Regions from separate parts of the Homo sapiens genome. Here region 2 is linked to region 1. Evidence: chromatin loops called from intact Hi-C (ENCODE). Cell type or tissue: MCF 10A. All regions are shown on one strand. Each heading gives the region's core, and the rest is flanking DNA. Links, peaks and the distances in the headings are about the cores only.

The links. A loop is a pair of places that touch in the nucleus more often than their neighbours do. Peaks named below come from ENCODE experiments on the same cell type or tissue, not always from the same donor. Only the 100,000 strongest peaks of a DNase experiment are listed, where the experiment ranks them.
Region 2: a loop joins it to region 1, with 2.2 times the contacts of the local background. A loop is called at or near these places in 3 of 110 quality-filtered maps.

Annotation. Positions count from the first base shown.
Region 1 is chr20:20,547,113-20,552,499 of GRCh38, reverse strand. The region is part of intron 23 of RALGAPA2 (Ral GTPase activating protein catalytic subunit alpha 2); the gene reads left to right. Among named protein-coding and RNA genes, the nearest start is that of RALGAPA2, 160 kb to the left of the region's middle. RefSeq lists an enhancer at 4,751-4,880. In MCF 10A, for the core only: no CTCF peak of the experiment used is centred there; DNase peaks (open chromatin) are centred at 2,569, 3,109 and 3,639.
Region 2 is chr20:20,484,427-20,489,813 of GRCh38, reverse strand. The region is part of intron 36 of RALGAPA2 (Ral GTPase activating protein catalytic subunit alpha 2); the gene reads left to right. Among named protein-coding and RNA genes, the nearest start is that of INSM1, 120 kb to the right of the region's middle. In MCF 10A, for the core only: no CTCF peak of the experiment used is centred there; no DNase peak of the experiment used is centred there.

The sequences.
Region 1 (5,387 bases), core at 250-5,249:
TCCTATAGAATTTCCTAGGTAAAAGACAGGCATCTTCTCTAAAAAACAGTGATGAATTCATCTAACTGTGTAGTGTTTAGTTTTCTTTAAGTAAAAAGTTAAATGAGGAATTGAGTGATTTTTCATATGCAGATTTTATTTCTTGATGATTGTGTCTGGCCTCGTGGAGGGACGGAGTGACTTTAGGTGGAATAACTGGATCTGTTTGCTCTTGAGAAGCAGGCGCAAGTCCACGAAGGAAAGGCAGGGAGACAGATGGCTGGCTATTGTGTTACAACCATCATCTGCTGGGCCCTGAGCAAATATTAAGTGAATAATATATATGTAATTGGTGTGAAAGTACAGTTGCAACATTTCTAATATGGTTTGGAGGATGGCTACTTCTTGAACATTTGTGTTTTATAGAATGCTATGTTGAAATGTTTTTGTTTTTAGGGTTAAACCATTTTAAACTGCTTTAAAGTGAACATTTTCCCCCATTTTGACACCACTGTGCAATATTTTGAATTGAAATGGCCTGTAATCGCCCTTTTTTATTTTCCATAACAACATGAGCACTAAATTATAGCTGTGCAATTATGTAAACAATGGAAATGCTTCCAGAACGAATCCTTCCTTTTAAATTTTCATTTTGTGTAATTGTTGGAAGGTTTGGAGCCATAATAAACAAAATTATTTTACACATTTATCGCTCTAAAGGTCAATTATAAGGGAACGAAAGAAACAACACTATGCAAAATGAATAAACCAATTTCTGTTGCCATCACCATATGTTTTTCTTATCACTTATGGTTTTTCCAGTTACTGTGTACATAGCATTCAATTAAAGCGATTCATTTACCAGGCTGAATATGGTTTGTGTTTATAGAACTGTGCTTTGGAGGAGAGGAAACAACACGCCTCTATTTGAATTACCTGATTTTTTGCAAGATCAGTGATAAGAGACAGATGTTCTCACCAGTTACTTTCTCATAACCAGAATCTTTTGATAAGCTACAGATTCACAATTATCATCTTAGTGATCTTTTCACACTCAGTGTATAGTATTCACTTGGACTTTTAACCAGAGCAAGAGAAAAATACTAGTTTGGTGATCTGTTCACTATATTGCAACATTTTGCAGGATGAATTTTAATTTCTTTGAACAAAAGCTTGTGAAAGATCTTTGTCTACGTGTCATATGTTCAACTCTCAAGAATAAACCTCATTTTATTTTAGATTCCATATATCATTGAGCCTATTGTTTAGTTTGTGGTTTAGTCTATTTAACGTGTGAAAAAGAAACTAATTCTTGCTATAAAACTAACTTGAACTTCTTTGTATTAAGTTCTAGAACTCCTTAGAAAAATGAATCCTAGAAAATCTAAAATGATAATTTTCCTGTTTTTCTTTCAGTATTTGCCTTGTAAAACACTATGGCTAATTGCCGTAAAGCTTTGTTAAGGGTGTTGCTTGAAAGCACTAATTTCTAGAGCTTTTGAATTTCTGGGGTAATGTGCGATCTAAGAGGCTTGTTTGTGTGCCACCTTTGAAATGTCTTAAACTATTCTTTCTGTAGATCAGCAAAATAATAGTTCACTGAATTATACAAACTACACCTATAAAGTAAATTTTACAAAGTAAAACTCTTCAGAGTCCTTCTCTTTTTGAAAAATAATTATTTACTTGCTATTCTACTTACTTCTTTATGGCTCTTTTCATTTTACAAAGGCATATGTTCTTATCTCCTATCCCATTACATACAGCTCCGTAAGGGAGTATCATTTCATTTTACGGAAGAGAAGCATGAAGCTCTGGGTATGACATGATCTGCCCACAGTCACACAAGGCTTTGGACCTAGGCCTCATGGCTCAAGTTCTAGAGTTCTTTTCACCACGTCAGAGTGCAGGGCCGTTTCTCACTAGCCATCTCAGTGGAGGCAGCGCTGAATAGCATTGAATCACACAGTAGAAAGGATGGCCCCTTTCCTCCTCTCTGCAGGTCCTTGTGATACTGTTAGGTAGGCCAGCTGGAGTTGAGAGAAGTTATTCTTTCACACCACCCTGACATTGCATTCTGTGCTTATATTCAACAAGGAGAGCTGCTCTCAGACCCAGAGTCTTCATCAGAGGATGGTATTTTTAGCAAAAATTTAGCAGCATTGATTACTGTCATTGTATTACTTGAGTTACTTTTTACTTATGAGAAAGGATACACATAAATTTTTCAGAATAATTGGGCCATTATTCTAAGCGAAGTAACTCGGGAATGGAAAACCAAACATTGTATGTTCTCACTCATAAGTGGGAGCTAAGTTCTGAGTACGCAGAGGCATAAGAATAATACAGTGGACTTTGGGGACTTGGGGGAAAGGGTGGAAGGGGATGAGGGATAAAAGACTACAAATTGGGTATAGTGCTTACTGCTTGGGTGATGGGTGCATCAAAATCTCACAAATCACCACTAAAGAACTTACTCATCTGACCAAATAGCGCCTGTTCCCCAAAAACCTATGGAAATAAAAAAATTAAAACATGAGTCACTTTGAAAAACCTGTTAGGCAAGTAATGTTCACTTTGGACAGGGAGATGGCAAAAGGCATGAGGATTGCACATGAATGACTCATGTCTGAGAGCATCATTCTTTCCCATGTATATATAAAGCCCTGGAGGCTGTGAGGAAGGTTTCAGATTTTTATTATATTTTTCAAAGACTTCTGTTATAGCTGTGTCTTAATGTATGGTGGGGATGGTGAAAGAAGGATTCTACTGAGTTAGAAATGAGTGGGGCATTTTGTGGATGTCCCACTATTGAGAATATGCAGCGGCTCTTCTTTGAGTACCACGTGGTTATTCCTAATTTTAAAATGTTATCACAAAGATACAGTCTTCGAGTTGTTCCACTTCAGTGTGGAGAAGCAACGGAAGCAGGCATATGGCCATAATTTGGCTGACTGGTCATATAGTTCCCTCTTTAACCCCCCCATTTACCCTCCCCCAGTGCTGTCTTTGGCGACTTCACACAGGCGCTGTGTCTCCTCAGGGCGCTGTCTTACGTGGGTGGCAGGGTAGGGTAGGCTAGCCATCTGTTATTTTGCCCTCTCTTTCCAACCTTCTTGCTCATAGTAGCAGGTTCCGTTGAAGTGATTGGCTGAGGTCCAGGGGGTGAGGGAGCCATGTGACTTTATCTCAGCTACATGCCTATCTGCTGTCTTTAGCATCAGTATAGCAACTTAGTCATATTTTTTGAATGCCCCATTTTACAGATTGTTGCCTTTACACATACAAATCTTACAATGCAAAATGGATTCATTTACAAATTGTGGTATTAGCTTGTTAAAGGATTTAGTTCATAATTCCCATAAATTTAGCCTAGAAAAGCATTTTTTAATTAAAACTCTAAATTCCAGTGGTGAAAAGGGGCTTATTTGATTCAAGTATGTGCTAAAGATTTTTAAAGCCCACAAGCTTCAAGGTTTAGTTCCACATCTCAACAGATGGAATTAACACAAGCATAACAAAGTTAACATCATGGTTGTTTGCATTATTAATCTTCAAATGCATGGCATTCTGCTACCTTGCTAGCCAGGTTTGCACGAATCCTTTCATTGCAACATATGTCAACAGAAATGTGCTTCCATCTGCTGCCGGATAGCTTGATGCCTGATATTCCGAGACAAGTCCCAGCACAATGAGTACCTCTGTGAGTAATTACAGGTGTGTGCTGAGGAGCCTAGGGCATTAATCAGAGGCTTAATTATGAAAAAGGTGGATCTTTTGTTCCACTCTTGGATCCTGAGTTTACCACACACTTTCTAAACTGCAGCATCCATCTGCTCGGTCCCTTAGAATGTTTGCCTTGACTGATATGGACCTTAAAGTGTATCAAAGGACGTGATTAAAGCAGGCTTAAACATTAACCTGGAAGAAGCATGGTTCATGTTTTTTTTTCTTCCTTCCTTCCTTTTTCACTTATCTATTTATCTGTTTATTTCTGATGTAGGAAAAAAGTCTGCTGAAATGCTAAAACTTTAAATTAGTACTTGCTAAACTATTTACCATATGTGAACTCTACTGAATTAAGCATTATACAGTAATTTTAAGAATGTAAATATCAAGATTTGTAGAAACTAAGACCCATGTAAAGAAAAAAAAGTCTTAGGAAAAATGGTTTGTGAACACATACAAAGTTTTTTAGGAAGATAAGTTGTTAAATGAGGTAATTTTTATTATGACAGACTGAACATGTTAGAATTTAGCATGTTACTACTGCTTTGCTCTAATGTGATACTGATAGAATTAAATCAGGATTATTTTTAAGGATTTTTTAGATAACCATACTGAAATCTAAGAAAAGAAACTAGGATTTTGTGTGTGTGTGTGTGTGTGTGTGTGGAGATTTTGCTTCTTACTCTTATATTGAGACTATAATAGGTTGTATAACTATAAGTCACGTTACTATAGTATAGTCATGTAACATTTCAGTCAGTGGCAGACCACATATATGATGGTGGTCCTATAAGATTATAGTGCTGTGTTTTTACTGAACCTTTTCTGTGCTAGATGTGGTTTGATATGCAGACAATTTCCATTGTGTTACAATTGCCTACACTATTCGGTATAGTAACATGTTGTGCACATTTGTATCCTGGATGTGTAGTAGGCATCTACCATCTAGGTTTGTGTAAGTCACTCTATGATGTTCACAAGATGATCATAGATTGCCTAACAGCACATTTCTTAGAATGTATCCTCATCATAAAGCGACACGACTGTACTTCAGTGTGTGTTTTGATTAATGTACATGGCCAACAGCTGCATAAGTTTGTGGTTTGTGGTTTTCTTACTAATTCCTGTTACACACACACACACACAAACACGCTTGCACAGATGGCTTCAGAGATGTGGCCTGGCCATGGATGGCATGAATGCTGTCCAGTGGTGGACCCCTGATCTGCCACAGGCAAGAATTAGATATCTGCTTCAGACCAGAGCTGGGGGGTGAGGGGCCATCCAGCCATCAATGAGAGGCCATTACACACACAGGAACACAAGATGTCTGGGGCAGATGATGCTCTTCACACTGCACTCTGTGCAAAAGGCTACTGTTGCACTTTGTACTTGCACTGAGATCACACATATACTCAGAGCCATGCTGTTTCCCTGACCTTAGCATTTCACTGATTACAACGTCACCTTAGCACTCTGCATATTCCCATTTCTGAACACGTAAAACTATCTGAAGAGTGAAATTTTCCATGTCTTTGCCTACTTTAAGATATTTTAATGTAACTGTGCTTTAACTGTGGCCAATTGAAAGCTAAAGACAGGACATTTGTTTTAGTGATAGATATTTGAAGGTTTTAATTACATATTTACCTCATTACTCCTGTAGCTTGTCCAAGGAG
Region 2 (5,387 bases), core at 229-5,228, 63 kb after region 1:
GACAGCACACTCCCCAGACCCCTTGGCATGCGACTGCCTAGGTTCCTGCACACAGGTGCACACAATGTCAGCCACTCAGCCCAGCAAGGAGGATGGGTGTCCAGAGCACACAGAACTTTTCTGTGAAAAGGAAAGAGCGCTCATTGCCCCAAATCAGATAATTTATCTTTACAGTAGTATTTTCTATGCTATACTTGAAATGTATTAGTTTGTTGTTGTTGGGTTTTTTGCTCTTTTTTTTTTTTTCATGAATACTTTCATTACAACTCCACCTCACTGATTACTGGACTGCTTTTAGTATAAGCCATAAGAGGAAGTACACTTATTTTTTTATATAGAATATTTTTTAAATAAACTCTTTGAAGTGTGGTGTTACTAAAGATAGAAGGAAGAAAGGGTTATTCTTTCTTATTTTCTTATTTCTTATTTGAACCTGGCAACACGAATGATCTTAGACTATGAGTAGATTCTTAATTTTCCTGTTTGGAACTGAAACGCCTGTGTTTTCTACCAGTACTGTCGTAGAGGGAAAGCTCATTATTAGTCATCACTAGTAGAACTAACAGTCTCCTCCTTCTTTGCTCCCATTTGAATTCTCATAGGTCCGACTGCTTCCTCTGTGCTGTAGACGCTGATATCAAAATAGCTTTGCCCAATCTTTGCAGTTTTTAAATCTTTATGTTTTAATTGTGGAACATTTTCTTCAAACCCACCAAACAAAACTATGGCAGTGGAAGAAGGCTACTCAGGATCCCAAGGCCACTCCCGTCACCCTTCCCCTGGCCTTTCATGCATCTCCATGAAGCAAAAGACAGATGGTCACAAGAGATCTTATTCTAGAAATGTCGAAAGGAGCAACAGATTTGGTTAATGCCCAGCAATTAGTCCCTTGGGAACAGGAGTGCTTCATTCAGTCAAGCAGGAAACATCTATCAGTTGAGGCTGCTTCATGCCAGGTACTGTGTCAAGGGCTGGGGGTCCCACTCTCCTGGAATCTAAATTTTAGTAAGGGAGAAGGCCAGTAAATAAGTAAATAAATGGTTGAGCTGAGACTCTTATAGCAATGGGTATTTCAAAGAAAGTAAAGCAGAGTGATAGAATGGGCAGGAAGGAGGCTGCTTTAATTCAGATAGGGAGACATCTGGTTTCCAGTCAGTATGTAGGGAGCTTGATAGTCATCACTGCCATCCTCACAGCAAGAAAAAGAACGAGCTGATAATCAGCAGTTAACTGATAATCAAACAGTTCTTAGATTCATCAGAGAATTGAAATGACCAGGCAAACCCCTGTCCCTAAAGTTAGAGAGATAGACAGGCAGATACAGAGAAGCACACCTTATCAGAACAGAAGCCCAGGAGCAGAAACCTCTGGGAAACCAATACCACAGTAGGAATACTTAAATTGTAATTCACCAATTGCAGGAGGCTTAGTGTGGGCAAATCTGAGAGTTAAATAGAGTCAAGTGGGGCTGGCTGACAATCCTCCACACTTTTGTGAGTTCTACCTCTAGGATACCTACCAGGTTCTCACAGTAAAAACTGGAGGAAAATCCCCTCTTTGGCAGAAAAAGGGAGAAAGCAGTCATTTGGAAATACAGTTGACCTTTCAGCAACATGGGTTTGAACTGTGTGGGTCCACCTACACATGGATTTTTTTCAACCAAACACAGATGGAAAATATACAGTATTTGTGGGAGACGAAACCCATGTAAATGGAGGGCTGACTTTTGGTATTTGTGGGCCAATTGTGGGAATTAAGTATGCTTGGATTTTGGCATGCACAGGGGTGGGGCATTGGTTTTGGAACCAGTCCCCCTCATATACCTAGGTATGACTATATACCCAAAGTATTTTGTTCTTAACAAAGTCTGCCCTCAAGAAAAACTTTTTTTTTTTTTTTTTCGAGACCGAGTCTGGCTCTGTCACCCAGGCTAGAGTGCAGTGGCACGATCTCAGCTCACTGCAACCTCTGCCTCCAGGGCTCAAGCAATCCTCGCACCTCAGCCTCCTGAGTAGCTGGGACTAAAGGCGTATGCCACCACGCCTGGCTAAGTTTTGTATTTTTTTTTGGAGAAATGGGATTTCACTGTGTGGCCCAGGCTGGTCTCAAACTCCTGAACTCAAGTGATCCACTCACCTCAGCCTCCCAAAGTGCTGATATTACAGGTATGAGCTACTGTGCCCAGCCAAGAGAAACTATTTTCACACAGCCTGTCTGGCCTGGGGGAACGGAAACACTTAATACCAACGCCTTCTAGTCTCCTACCTCATCTAAGTTGGAATTGGAAGGAGACAAGAAAACAAAACTGAAAAGCACTTTTGAAGGTCACAGTCCAGGGGCACAGGCTCACTGAAAGACTGAGACTAAATCCTAGGACTATAGAATGCTTCCTCTTCTCCATATCTAACTACGATATCAGGAGGGCTTTTGTATAGTAACAGGGAGTACAGCTGAAAGAACTGCACATCCCAGATCTTATTTAAGAAAAGTTATGTAAAAAAGCCTACAAATAACATGGGTGATAACAGCAAGGTCATTCAAAGAAATTTTAACCTCTGACATCTACAGCTATAGAAAACAAGAAGCACGGCCTGTTAGCCAGTTAAACATAAAACCCCACATTTGAGGCCTGATTACTTCAGTTCATTTTACCCAATACATCATATCCAGCTTTCAACAAAAAGTACAAGGCCCACTAAAAGGCAAAATAAACAATTCTAAGAGACAGAGCAGGCATCAAAACCGGACTCAAATATGGCAGAGATTTTAGAATAATCAGATTGACAATTTAAAATTACTGATTAATATGCTAAGGATACTAATGGAAAAAGTGGACAACATATAAGAAGAGATGGCTAATGTAAGTAGAGAGATAGGCACTCCAAGAAATAATTAAAATGAAATGCTAGAAACCAAAAACCCTATGACAGAAACAAAGAATGCCGGATGGGCTCATGAGTAAACTGGGCATGGCCAAGGAGAGGAATTGTGAGCCTGTGGATGTGTCAGTAGAAACCGTGAAACTGGAATGCAGAGGGGAGAAAAGGTTGAAAAACATCTGAACAGAACTTCCAAGACCTGTGTGACAATCACAAAAGATGTAACAACATGTAATGAGAATACAAGGAAGAGAAAGGAGAAGAAATATTGGAAATTGTCATGGCTGAGAATTTTTCAAAATTAATGACAGATCCAGGAAGCACCAGGAACACCAAGCAGAATAAATATCAAAATGTCTATACCTAGACACATACAAAGCACAGGAAACCAAAAAAGAAGAGAAAATCTTGAAAGGAGCCAGAGGGCTCCTATGCTGGCACCAGTAGCTGCAGAAGAGCAAGGGTAATAAATAGGGCTTCTCTTCAGAAACTGAGCGATCAAGAAGAGAGTGGCATAATATATTTATTGTGTTGAAAGGAAAAAACAAAAACAAAAAACTACCAACCTAGAATTCTGTATCCAGAGAAATTATCCTTCAAAAGTGAAGGAGAAAGACCTTCTCAGACAAAAGTTGAGGGAATGTGTGATTAGTAGACCTGCCTTGCCTTTCCTTCATCATAAAAAAAAAAAAAAATTATAGAAGTCATAAAGATGGACCCACTTAAAGAAGGGAAAAGCTTTAGAGAAGGAAGAAATATAAGTAAAATGAAATCTGTTTTTTTTATTCTTTTTTTGAAACAGACTGTCAGTCTGTTGTCCAGGCTGGAATATAGTGGCATGATCATGGCTCACTGCAACCTGGATCTCCCCAGGCTCAGGTGATCCTCCTACCTCGGCTTCCTGGATAGCTGGGACTACAGGCACACACCACCATGCCTGGCTAATTTTGTGTTTTTTCTAGAGACAGGGTTTTGCCATGATGCCCAGGCTGGTCTTGAACTCCTGGGCTCAAGTGATCTGCTCACCCTGGCCTCCCAAAGTGCTGGGATTACAGGCATGAGCCACCACACCCAGCCCTTTTCTTATTCTTAATTGATCTAACAGATAACAATATGTTCCAGATAGTAATAGCAACAAGTATTTCATGCTTATAGCATATGGATGAATAATAAATGATAGCAATGTTATAAGGATAGGAGGGAGGAATTGGGAATACTCTCTTATAAGGAACTTCCACTATCTGTGAAGCAGTATAGTGTTATTTGAAAGTGGATTTGGGTTAGTTATAAATGTATTTTCATACTCAGGGCAACCACCAATAAAATGTTTTTAAAAGAATTATAATATGCCGAGAGAGGAAAAAAATGGACTCATATAAAATTCTCACTTAAAACTAGAGAAGGCAGCAAATGAGTGGAAGACCAAAAAAGAAAACAATAAGGACAATGAATAAAATACATGTCAGTCGTCTTAAATATATCAGTTAAAAGAGACTGTCAGAGTGGGTGCCAAAGAAGCCAAGACCCAACTATTTATGTTGTCTACAGGAGACCCACTTTAAATGTGAAGACACAGATTAAAAGTAAAGGGGTGGAGAAAGATATACCATGCTCACACTAATCAGAGAAAGCTGGAATAACTATATTAATATCAGATGGAGCTAACATCAGAGCAGGGAAAATTATCAGGGGTACAGGGGACATTACATAGCAGAACCTGCAAGGCCACAGTGAGGAGTTGGCCCAAATCATGAACTAGAGCAGGGTTGTCCAATCTTTTGCATCCCAAGGGCCACATTGGAAAAAGAATTATCTTGGGCCACACATAAAATACACTAACACTAATAATAGCTAATGACCTTAAAAAAAATTGCAAAAAAAAAAAAAAATCTCATAATGTTTTAAGAAAGTTCCGAATTTGTGTTGGGCCACATTCAAAGTCATCCAGGGCCGCATGTGGCCCACAGGCCATGGGTTGCACAAGCTTAAGCTACAGCAAATCGGTTAGCCCCTCTAGCCTTCATCTCTTCCTCCATGAAGTAGGGATAAAGTGCTGGCCTCATGGGGTTGTTGTGAGAATTACATACTGTACATTGAGCACTGAGATCAGAACCAGGTTCAGTAATTAGGGATCACAGTCATTGGGCTCATCATCAAAAATGAAATGTTCCTGGGCTTTTAAACCCCTTGTCTATGATTCTTTTGTTATTTTATCTTAATCTTATAATCAAAAAATATCTATTATGTATATTATTTTCATCTCTAATCACTAAGAATCATTGACTCCAAAGGCATCAAAGGAGAATCACTTACAGGCCCAATTAAGTGATGAACCATCTTTAAAATATATTCATGGAGATGCCCTATTGTTCCCTAAGAGGACTTTCTTACTATTTGGAAATCCCTTTCCGTGTCTGGCTCAGGCTCTGCAAAATAGAATATAAATCAGTCTTTTCCCACCTTCAAGAAACTAGTCCAAGCCCAATGAACCATTTCCTGAGCAGCCTC